Regions from separate parts of the Homo sapiens genome. Here region 2 is linked to region 1. Evidence: chromatin contacts called from ENCODE Hi-C or POLR2A ChIA-PET data. All regions are on one chromosome and are shown on one strand. The core of a region is the stretch at or near the end of the contact, and the rest is flanking DNA. Distances in the headings are between cores, read along the strand shown.

What was found. Hi-C counts contacts between places; a loop is a spot of excess contacts on that map. ChIA-PET counts read pairs that join two places held with the same protein, here RNA polymerase II (POLR2A). Pooled maps may share reads with other maps.
Region 2: a map of ascending aorta shows a loop between it and region 1 (4-fold over the local background). The contact joins the promoter of NFIB-AS1 here to the enhancer-like site in region 1. A Hi-C loop is called at or near these places in 1 of 168 maps with a recorded cell type or tissue (ascending aorta) and 3 of 50 pooled maps. POLR2A ChIA-PET finds 5 or more read pairs at or near these places in 1 of 52 experiments (MCF 10A).

Annotation. Positions count from the first base shown.
Region 1 is chr9:13,482,135-13,487,706 of GRCh38, reverse strand. It overlaps LOC105375977 (a long non-coding RNA gene), which reads right to left. Exons shown (of 4, transcript XR_929484.3): 4 at 200-604. Among named protein-coding and RNA genes, the nearest start is that of LINC01235, 54 kb to the right of the region's middle. Within about 2 kb of position 2,531, at least 8 of the 41 ENCODE cell types and tissues checked have a DNase peak (open chromatin) inside an H3K27ac peak, as active enhancers do; they include ascending aorta, where a contact is called at or near this core.
Region 2 is chr9:14,313,964-14,319,535 of GRCh38, reverse strand. NFIB-AS1 (NFIB antisense RNA 1) reads right to left here and starts at 2,449. Exons shown (of 2, transcript NR_186536.1): 1 at 2,191-2,449. NFIB (nuclear factor I B) reads left to right here and starts at 5,395. Exons shown (of 11, transcript NM_001190737.2): 1 at 5,395-5,572.

The DNA.
Region 1 (5,572 bases), core at 1,282-3,781:
TACATTGCAATGGGCAATTCAGTGACTCCCTGGCTCCAAATAGTGTCTAGTTGATGAGACAAAACCAAGTAGGCAAAAGCACCACTTACACACAGATCTTGGATTTTTTTAAAGATTAAATCTGACCTTTTTTATGGGTTCTAAAATATTTAGTTCAATGATATGAATTTGTATTCCCAAAAAAATTCTAGAAGAAAAGTTTTGGTATTTTAATTTATTTATGATGCATGTGGTTTGTGGGTTGGAGACAGAGATTGAAAATGATAAGCTAAAAAAAACAGAGATTGAGTATTTGACTATGTACTAGTTTTCAATTGTTGATACATATTTCACAAACTGGGTGGCTTACAACACAAATGTATCATTTTCTCATTCTGAAGGTCAGACGTCCTCAAATCAAGGTGTTGGCGGGGTTGCGTTTCTTCTAGAGACTCGAGTGAATCCACATCCTTGCCTTTCCCAGCTTCTACAGGCTGTCTGCATTCCTTGATTTATGGTCCCTTCCTCCATCTTCAAAGCACATTACTCCAGCTTCTGGTGCACATCTCTCTTCTCTCTGATTTTCACATTCCTGCCTGCCTGTTATCTGTACGCTTGTGATTACCTGGATAATCCAAAAATAATATTTCCATCAGAAGATCCTTAATCACACCAGCAAAATCTCCCCTTCCTCCTTTTACTTATTTTTTTCTTGTGAGATAACATATTGACATGTTCTGGGCCTCAGAATATAAACATCTTTGGAGACCATAATTCAGGCCACAGGATGTTTAAAACTAACCTCTTTAATTGAATTGCTGACTCCTTGATGTGTAATATACATGGTTTTTCAACAAAGGATGGGGATTGTGCCGTCTCTTTACCACTGTGAGAATTATTTTCTAAAATTTGAGACGAGAGTGGCTTTACTTCTCGTTTAAAAAATGTCAAGAGCTTCCCCTGATGTCAAATAACACACAAATGCATGCTCAGGTAACTATCCATACGAAGTATATCCCATATGGATTCAAGTAACTTTACAGTATTTTTCCATTTAAATCATTCACTCATCCGATGGTACATTTTCTTACCCAAGATCTTTTACTTAAACTGCTCCTTCAGCTGATTCTTCTAATATGTGGTCAACACCCAACCCATTTTATAAAATTTATTTATTTCATATTCCACCACCTTCTTAAAGCATTCCCAGATACTTTTTTTTTTTTTTTTTTTTTTTTTTGAGACAGATTCTCACTCTGTTGCCCAGGCACGATCTCAGCTCACTGAAACCTCTGCCTCCCGGGTTCAAGAGATTCTCGTGCCTCAGCCTCCTGAGTAGCTGGGATTACAGGCATGGGCCACTACCAAGCTAATTTTTGTATTTTTAATAGAGTTTGGGTTTCACTATGTTGGCCAGGCTGGTTTTGAACTCCTAACCTCAGATGATCCGCCCACCTTGGCTTCCCAAAGTGCTGGGATTACAGGTGTGAGCCACCGCACCTAGCCATCCAGATACTTAAATTTGGAGTTCTCATTATTAAAATAACTAACAAAATACAAATAATGTTATAGTTACAAAAGAGAATTATGCTTTTCAATCTCTGTAAAGTGGGAATCTAAGTTCTTTCATTTCCAGATGAAGAAACTTAGTCTCAAAGAAGTTAGGTTACTCGGTGAAACCCATGACCGCTGAGTCCAGATCCATGCTTATTTTCAGTTTGCTATCTAAAACATATCTAGTACTGACTCTAGACCACTCTGTAGACATCTCTCTCTCCCCTTGTTCTTTCTCTCCAAACTTTGTTTTTGTTTTATGATACTTGTCACAGGCTGTTTGGTATCATAGCTATGTTTGTGCTCATCTGCTATTCTGTAGGCTTTGAGAACAGAAACTGTGTCTTTCATTTCAGTATTCCATTTAGGACCCAGGAAAAAGAATTCACATGTATTGACTGCTTATTGTATACTGAGCACTTTTCTCATTTATATTATTTGTAACTCACAATTACTTCGTGAAGGTGGCATTGTTCATTTCATTTAATAGATGAGGCCATTGGAATTTAGGAAAATTTCATAAATGTCTTTGGATACACAGCAAGTATGTACGATAGTCAAGCCCATATTCTTCCTATATGCCTTGCTGCATACACACTCAATAAATTTTTGTTGATGTGAAACAAATATTACCTTAGTGTAACTATTGTGAAATATGTTTCCCTTGGGAGATGGTAAGACAACTGTGGAATTTGCCTTTAGGTAGAGCTCCAGGAATACATTCTGAATGCCAAAAACCATGGGAAGAGGAAGAAGGAAGAGTTTTGTGAGTTCACCTTACATTCTGAGGCCATAAAAATACCCTCCCCTGTCAGAAAACTGATACTTAAAGCCAAAGTTTGCTTAAAAGGCATGATTTTAGCCTTTGGTAAATAGAAAGTACCTTACACTCAGCCAGCCAGGAGAGATGATTTAAGTTTTATTTCTGGACAATACTTGAGTAACACTTTGGAATGTGATTCCCCGCCAAGTGGACGCTGTTGGTTTCACACAGCTGTAGTTAGAGATGGCAAGCGCTATTTACTGGGAAAATGATAATGCAATTGGATGTTGTACTGAACCCAAGGGTGAGATAATTTCTGTTGTGCTGTATCACAGGCCTGCAGTTAAGTCTGTTTGGTCAGCGTGTTGGTAGAGCCTATGTGGTTGATGCTATTTCACAGGACTTAGTTATAGAAGAGGAAGGTTTACCTTCATTTTAAATTAATGCAAATGGTGCAGATTCAGCCCCAGTCAACTGGTATTTTCCAGATTCATAGTTTACTTTTCAAGTGTATAGAATGTGTTCTTCCCCTTGGATTTCTTTAACTGAAATGTTTACACTTGACTCAGTAATCCCACTCTTGGGAATGCACACTAGGGAAATGATTTAAAATAAGAAAAGAAGCGATGGGCATATCTTTGCAACATTATTTATAATCATGAAACATTGGAAAAAACCAAAATATCCAGCAATCAATGAATGCCTAACAAATTATTGCACACCCTCTTAAGGGAATCATTATGCTGCAATCAAATTATAATTATAAAGATCATTCAATAAACAAATACAGAAAACCAAGTAGCAATATGGGAAATGTCCATAATGCATGAGGAAGTGAAGAAGTAGAAGGCAAGCCTAGCTAAGGTTCGCCATTTTATGGTTTAGGATGCAACTTACGTACCCTTGTCAGGTCCCTGTAGCCAGGTATGTCATAAAGTTTAGGCTAATCCACCAAGTCCTCAACTGCCTCCCAAATATTGCCAGAGATTTGGCAATATGCTCTCTGGGGGCTAAGAGATGGGAGGAATCTAGTCTACTTGAGTCATTTCTCCATGTGCTGCCTGTTGCTGGAAGTTGCTAGCTGCAGAATATAATATGGTCTTTTCCGGCTATGCCCAAAGAAAAGTGGCTGAGGGAAAGTCAGCTCCAGTAACTTGTAAAGGGACCAAAGTGATGTTTGCTCACCAGTGACACCTGGCAATGGGAACTGTCTAGCAAAACAGAGAGAGCCCTTGGTTTCCAAATTCTTTTCATTACCTTACCAGCTATCCCACAGCATATGAAGATGCTCCAGAGTAGTGGAACAGTGAACATTTCCAGTTTTGGTTGCTTTATGAGTCAACATTGGTGGAGAAAGGGGCCAAAGTGGAATTGTGGCTCTCTTGGGGGAAAGCTCATTGGAAATCATGTAGCCAAATTTTCTCCAGGAGAAAAAGGAGGCTGTGGGAACTAGTGCTGCTTCTGGAGCAGAGCTGATTGGAAATTGCCAAACACCGAAGGGACTCTGATGGGATATCTTGGTGGCAGGAAGGTAAATATTGTTCTCAGAATATAGCTATACTCCCCCTGTTCTGGTCTTTACCATGAAGGCCAGATTGGAGCCCTTTTTGTAGTAGCAAGTTCTTCACTCGAAGACTATTCCCTGATGTCATGCTCACTTCAGAGAACCCATTCATTAGTAGCCTGAGACCCCAAATATACTAGTTCCTTGTACATCTAACTCTTTGTTTAACCATATTCACAATCCCATTGTAGGCCACAAGACAAGATCAGGACTAGTTCTTTCCTGATATATAACCACCGTTCCCCCTTTTCTCCTCACCTTTACTCAGGCCAGGCATAGTCATTTGGTTTCTACTCTGTTATACTTCTTTCTGTCCTTACCCATGTAGAAATAAGATTGTAGGCATTTACACTCATTAGGCCTTGGTTGTAGCTAACCTAACCCACAACCTCCATTCAAATCTCAGAAAAAAGGAGTTAGTTTATCTGTTTCTCCTGTCTCCTCAAATCTCTGAATATCACATGCAGGTTTGTCCAACCATTCCCCAGAATCGTCATCCAAGAGAAAGGGCTTGTTTTGATTAAACAAAAAGATCCTCTTACTCCTTTTGTTCAATGAAAAGAGGAACCTGGAAGGTTTGCTACAAGATATCCCTGAGGAGGAGGAGGAAAAGTACATGGAAAAGAGGAGGAGGAAGGAAAGGGAAAAGATGGCAAAGGGAGTAGGGGGAGTAAAAGGAGAAAAGGGAGAAAGAAAAGGAGGATAAAGAGAAAAAGAAGAAGATGGAAGAATGAGGAGGAGAAAAAGGACCTGGATGCAAAAATTACGATAATAACTGTGAAACTACTATGGGTATGAAAGAGAATATAGAAAAAGGAAGATGGTAGATGTGTTAGAACTTTGGGATAGATCTTGTTTTTCTTAATTTCTTTTTTAAAATTTTTTAAAATTTGTGTAATGCCGTTGAGAAGCAATGCTTGGTGAAATAGATTTGAATTCATCTGTTGGTGTGCTCAAAATGGTACATAGGAAACTTTTGACTGACAGAATAAAAATCTATATTCCAGCCCAGCTCTGTTGTTTAATTATGTGACAGACAAGTCATTTAACCTCTCTGTGCCCAAACTCGTCATTTATAAAAAATGAAATGATCTCTAACAGAAATTGGTGTCACATTTTCGCCAGTGGCTGCTCTAGATGTGGATGATATCAGTTTATGCTTCAGAGTAAACAGAGGAACAGTTTGCAAATTTGGTTAGTAGACCATTCGATTAGTTGTAATGGAGATGTAATCAAAAACAAAAATTTAGTTATTCCAAGATGCTGAAAAAGAAAGTGATTTCCAAAGAGATGCTAAATAAGGATTTGGTATATAGAGAATAAAAGACCAAGAAGATATAATGAATATTACAGAATTAAAGGCTAGAGAAACTAAGAAATCAACTTCCACACCCCACTCAGTGTCTAAGTCACCACTGTAGCATCCTTATCATGCAGTTATTTCGAGCAGTGATTTGCAAACATTGTTCTGAGGAGACGTAGGGGCTCCTCCAACATGCTCCAGAAGTCCATTAAAGGAAGCAAAAGAGGAGGAAAAGGAGAAGAAGAAAAAGGAAGAAAAGGAGAAGGAGGGCTCCTGCTACACAAATTATGAACTACTACAAAGAAGGAAAAAGGGAAGTTCTTCAACTAGAGCAACTCCATTCTCAGACTTGTTATATGTGGGTAATCTGAAATAATTTTTTTTTAATCTGGACAAAAAAGAGTTCCAT
Region 2 (5,572 bases), core at 1,200-3,699, 830 kb before region 1:
GCAACTCTCTCAATATCAGCAGACAAGAGACACTGTGTGAGAGAGTATATGGAACCTTTGTAACATTGTGGATAAGTGAGGCAACTATTACCTCTATTTTCAAAGTTTAAAATACATCATGCAAAAGTTACAGGGCAACTGCTGACTTTGTAATCTGTGAAGCAAGTGTCTTACAGTGTTGGGAATCTCTGTTGATGCACTGGCCTCATCTCTGTTGAGAAGTGAAAACCGGATAACCTTAGTGGAGGAATCTGGCTCAGTTGGTGTTGAGATCAGAACTGTATTATAACTTGTAAATATGCTAGAAATGTAGACACACTTAGTGGGATGCTTTTTTTTTTTTTTTAAACAGTGGAGTAGAGGCATTTCGGCAGTGACATTATTAACAGCGTCATTTTTCTCATTTACTTTTGTCCTCAGGGGACACCAAATAGCTCCCAGAGGAGGAGAAAAAGGTCCAAGGTTATTTATTCATTTCAGTGCAAAGGGCTAGCAATGGGGGTGGGGAAACTAACCAGTTGTGAATTCTCTGGTGGGGAAAAAATTACTACCCTAATTTGACAGTAGTACGTTAAGGGCTGGGTATGATTTTGTTTTTTGTTTAAGAGTAGTAGACAGTAGTAGTAGTACTCAGTAGTAGTTTAAGAGCTGGGTAATTTGATTACCTGAGCTGGTAAAATTGATTTTGCAATTCTCATCAAGTACAGGCACTTTCAATACTTCTTGATTGTTTATATATGCATTTATGAGTGGATTTTTGGTGTTCCTCCTTGTGGATATAAATTTGTGTTTTCCAGACTACACATGTATGATTTTTGTGGTTCATTTGGAAAAAGGAAAGATCCCAGGGCATGGTGCAGTAGATACTTGCAGTTTTGCAGGCCTGCTTTCTGGGGTCAGGAGGTCATCTGTCTCTTTTGCATTTAGTTTTTAAATATTGATATTGGTGATGCAGCCAGGGTGTGTAGAATAGTTGAACCTTCTTGCAAACCACATGCAAGAGCCAAAAAAAAAAAAAAAAAAAAAAAAAGGCATCGAGTGTATTGGAAATGACAGCTTTGTTAAGTTCCAAGAAATCTTTCATGAAACTGCCCAGGATTTGCAACCTGTCGCTGCAATTTCTTTAGGAAGGAAAAGGTTAAAAGAAAAACAATATTAGATACTTGAGATGTCAAGCTCCTCTCTGGAGATCCGTAGTGAAAGGCTCAAATGTGGTAGCGTTGCTTATTTCAAATATACAACTGGGTTTTGAAAAATCCAGTGAGCTGAAGCACTGGCATTCTATTTAGAAATCAATAAACTTTCTGTTAGTTAGAAAGGAAACTTTTTTTTTTCCCTTATAAGGCAGCAAGGAGATCTAGGGAGGAGATCTTTAAGAATACTGAAATAACAGAGTTTCCTGTTGCTGAGAGAATCATTCACTTCTTTCTGCCTCCTCAGCCAGGTTTTGGGGTGAATGAAAGTGGCCTGTCACACCAGTGCTTTTAACCCTCTCAGTGTGGGAGGGAGAGATGAAGAGTTTAGGATTGGTAAGTACCAAAGTTTAAGAAGTGTTTGGCCCATTTTGATACTATCAGAAGCTTTTCAGAGATATTTCCACTCTTAATACCACGACACAGACGTGCTAGAAAAAATGGAAAGTGAATACAATGCAGGCACTTTCTCAGTTCCTCCTTCTACCTGGGATTTAAAAGATTGAGATTTTCAAACCAAAGGTGGTGGACAAGTGTTGTGTTAAGAGAAGCCAGGCATCCCATGCACCGAAATCCACCAGTCCCTCTTTCCAAACAACTCCCTAGAGTTCTTCCAGGGAAGGCCTGCAATGACCTTGGCATTGGCTGGACAAGAAGAAGTGTTTTGGGGGGTGTCAGCCATTCTCCACATGGCTGCAAGGCCTGAGAAGACAGTCAAAGCCATAGAAACTGAGCACCCCCATAAACCTTCTTTTTCAGGAAGTCTCTGTTGCTCACTCTTCATTCCTTTTTGGTTTTCCTCGCCTCACCATACTCCTATCTCATTTTCCTTTTTCTGGGAAACAAATCAAAACCAAAAACTATCAAGCATCCTCTATGGTCATCAAAGTGCAACCAGCCATAAGCACCCTCAAACGTGGGGCAATTGAAAGAGATTTGAACCCCTAAGTGATGGGCCTGGGAGGCCCCAGACGTCTTCACTTCTCTGGGGTCTTACCTGGATCTGACGCTGCTTCTTCGCCCTTGGTGTTGCTGAAGCTTTTGTGGGCTCTTCTGTGTAATACTTGTCAATTTTTCGTTTTTCTTTTTTAAGCTTGTGAAAAACTTTTGGATGCAACCTAGTTTTGGTGGCAGAAGGAAATGGTTTCTGTTGGGAAAGGGAAACTAATAAAGGGAGGAGGGGTAGCGATGTCGGGAGACACTTGCCCAGGGCTCAGCCCTGGGCCTCTTTTTGCCAGGGGACAACGGCTGGTTCTGGGCTCTCAGGCTGAAAGGAGTGCTCTCTGGGTGCCAGGATTTCACTGGGGGTGGTGTGGTGAGGAGGGAGGGAAGAAGGGAGGGAGGGAGAGAAGGAGAGATGGGCGCTCGATTTTTAAAGAGACCCCGAAATAATGGCTTCTATGAGAGTCCAGGCATTCAAAGAGGTGTGTTCAAGGATATTAGTGCATTCCTGCCAAGGGGAATGTCTTTTATGGTAAATTAACTCCAGTTAAATTGAATATTTGTTCAAAGGGAAACTGCAGTAGTTAAAGCTGGTATTATCAGTAGAGCTTCCCCACCCCCTCCCCTCAGAATCTGGTGAGGGTGAGAAAGGGGATGCAGTGTAATGTGCAATACAAAGTGATGCTTTCGTGCTGGTGGTTTCTCTGTGTGTGTGTGTCTGTGTGTGTTTAATCTAAGATGAGGTTGCCTAAAATTTCTGAGAGAAATGAGTATTTACTTGGATTAACCCTGTCACCTCATTTCTTTCATCCATAAAGACTGCCAACTTTATCCCAGCTTTTCAAAAAGAAGAAATGACCCGCACAAAGGAAATTAACGTTGTCAGAACGCTGACTCCAGGATTTGCCGGGGCAGGGGCGGGGACCGCAGGGAGGCCGCTCCCAGGGCGTGTGGCCGAAAGGGTTAACTCGCAGGGGTCCGCGCGATCTCCCCGACTTTACCTGTCTTCCTAGTCCCAGCAGCCCCCGTCCCCGGCCTCCCGAACTCCCCACCCCCCAGCGCCTTTCTTCTTTGGGCTCTGGGTTTACGGGGGCTGCAGCTGGTAAACTTGGCAAGCTCGCCTCATTAAGAGCGCTCTTTGAAAACGGACTGTGTTTGAGCATTTCCCTAATGAGGACAGGACGGGGTTAAAAAGTGACCATTTCATGGTTGACTTGAACCTGCCTACTTTTCTTGATGTGTCGTTGTGAAATGCTTGATGTGGATAACTCCCACTTGGTGAAGGAAAAAGTCACTGGTTCCTCCAGGTCCGCTGGGGGAGGGAAGAGGGGACGGTGGACAGAAACCAGAGGGAGTGAGAGGGGCTAAAGTTGAGGGGACAGATCACGAGCTGGGAAGCGGTGGAAAGAGGACCGGGGAATCGGGGGCGAGCCTCGAAACGCCCCAGCAGTACCCGTGGAAGCGGGGCGGCCCCGCCCTGGGGATGGGCCCGCGAGGACCCGGTAGCCCCAGCGCCCCCCGGATCCCCCAGCTAGGTAGACTCGGAGCCCCAGGCGCTCACTTTTCCTCCCTCCATTGTCTGGGAGGCCTTTGCTTCCCCCTCGTCCCCATCCACCCCAAGCAGAAAACTGGATTTGGGGGGCGGTGTGTGTATGTGGGCGGGGGGTGCAGAAAGGGTGCAAGGCGAACCGCCTTCTTCAAAATCCCTGGAATCAAGTTCATTCACTCGGAGCCTGCACGGGCGACGGGGTGGGGGCGGGGCAGCGCCGCGGTGGGGAGCCGGCGCGGGCGCCGAGCGGCTCAGGGCCCGCAGCCTCTGGAGGGCTGCAGCGGCGCGCGCGCGCCCGCCGGCCCGCCCCGCAGCCCCGGGCGCGCCGCGGCCCCGCCCCGCCTGCACCCGGGCGGGTAGGGAGACGCTTTCCGCCGGCGCCCCGGGCCCCGGGGGGTGGGGATTGGGAGCCAGCCAGCGGGGCTGCAGGAGGAGGAGGAGGAGAGCGAAGCCGGGCGCGGGGAGGAGGTGGAGGGAGCAAGAGGCGGCGGCGGCGGCTCGGCCCGGTCCTCCCGCTCAGAGCGAGGCCACGTGCACGGGGCACCCCCGGGGAGGGCGGCAAACCGCGGCGAAGCGCCGCGCGCCGCGACTGCCTCGGGTGCGGGCCCCTGGTGGGCAGACCCGGGACGAACCCGCACCCCCTCCCTATCCGCGAACCCGGGCTCCGGGCGGGGCCGTCGGGGGCTGGGCGCCGCACCCCCCTGGTCCACGCCGGCGCGCCCCAACTACTTGAGCCCAAGTTCGCTCAGGTCCCCGCCTGCTCGGCCTCCCCCTTTTCCCGGCAGCCGCAGGCTCCGCGGACTGAGCCCGCCCCGGGTGCGAGTGTCCGCGCCCCAGCCCCGGCCTGGGGGCGGCCTGGGTGTGAGGGAATTTTCCACTCGTTCCTTTCTCGGGCTCAGACGGTTTCGGTGCTTCTCCCACTCGGATGTTCCCGCGGCTTAAAAGAGTCCGCAGCGAGCACCGAAATACCTCTTCCAGGGCGGGTTTTCGGGGGTGTGTATGTGTGTGCTGGTGTGGGGAGGGCAGCGGAAAGAAGAGCTATTTTGGAAAAAAAAAAAAAGTCATGGTTCTGTAGCACCGGTAGGATACCTTTAACAAATGAGGGAGAGGTGGGGGGAGAGAAGGAGAAGGAGGAGGAGGAGGAAGGTGGGGGGGCGGGGGGTGTGGAGAGGCTGGTGCAAAAGGAATGCGCGTTTGCAGGAGGAGGAGTAAAGCGATGATTGTGTAATTAAATAATAAAACAATCCTTAAGTCTGATTTGGAGAGAGCTCGAGCGGGGTCCAGAGGGTGGAACCGGTGAATTTTTCAACTTCCAAGTTTTGCAACGAAAGAAAGCAAGAGAGGGAGGGAAAAAAAAGAGCCTAGAGCAGAAAAGAGAGGAGTTTGGAGCCGAGCGGGAGAGCGGGATTTATCGTTTGGAATTTTTCAGGAGATCGTTTTGATACCCCTGGGCTCTGGGCAGCGGCGGCAACAGCAGCCTCCACGCTCGGCCGGGTCAGACGCGGGGCGAGGCGGGCGGGCGGGCGGCCGGGCGCCGAAGACCCGGCGCGGGCGGCGGCGGCTGCTGCTGCCGGGGACCACGCGCCGCGAGCCTCTTCCGCCCCAGAGATCAGCGCTCGCGCCCCCTCCCTCACCCCGGCCTCTCCCTTCTCCCCCATCCCACCCCGCCCCCACCCCGGCCCTCTCCCGCGCGCGCCCCGCCACCCGCGCGCACTCGCTCACGCTGCCCCTCGCGCACACACATGGTCGGCTCGCGGCAAAGTTTCGCCTGCGATCACCACTCCGGGATCCTGCCGCAGTGCTTGGGGCTGTAACCTTGAACTTTCCCAGCGCGGTGACACATTCTCCCCGCTCTCCCTCCCGCCCGCCCGCTCGCCCTCCTGCGCCC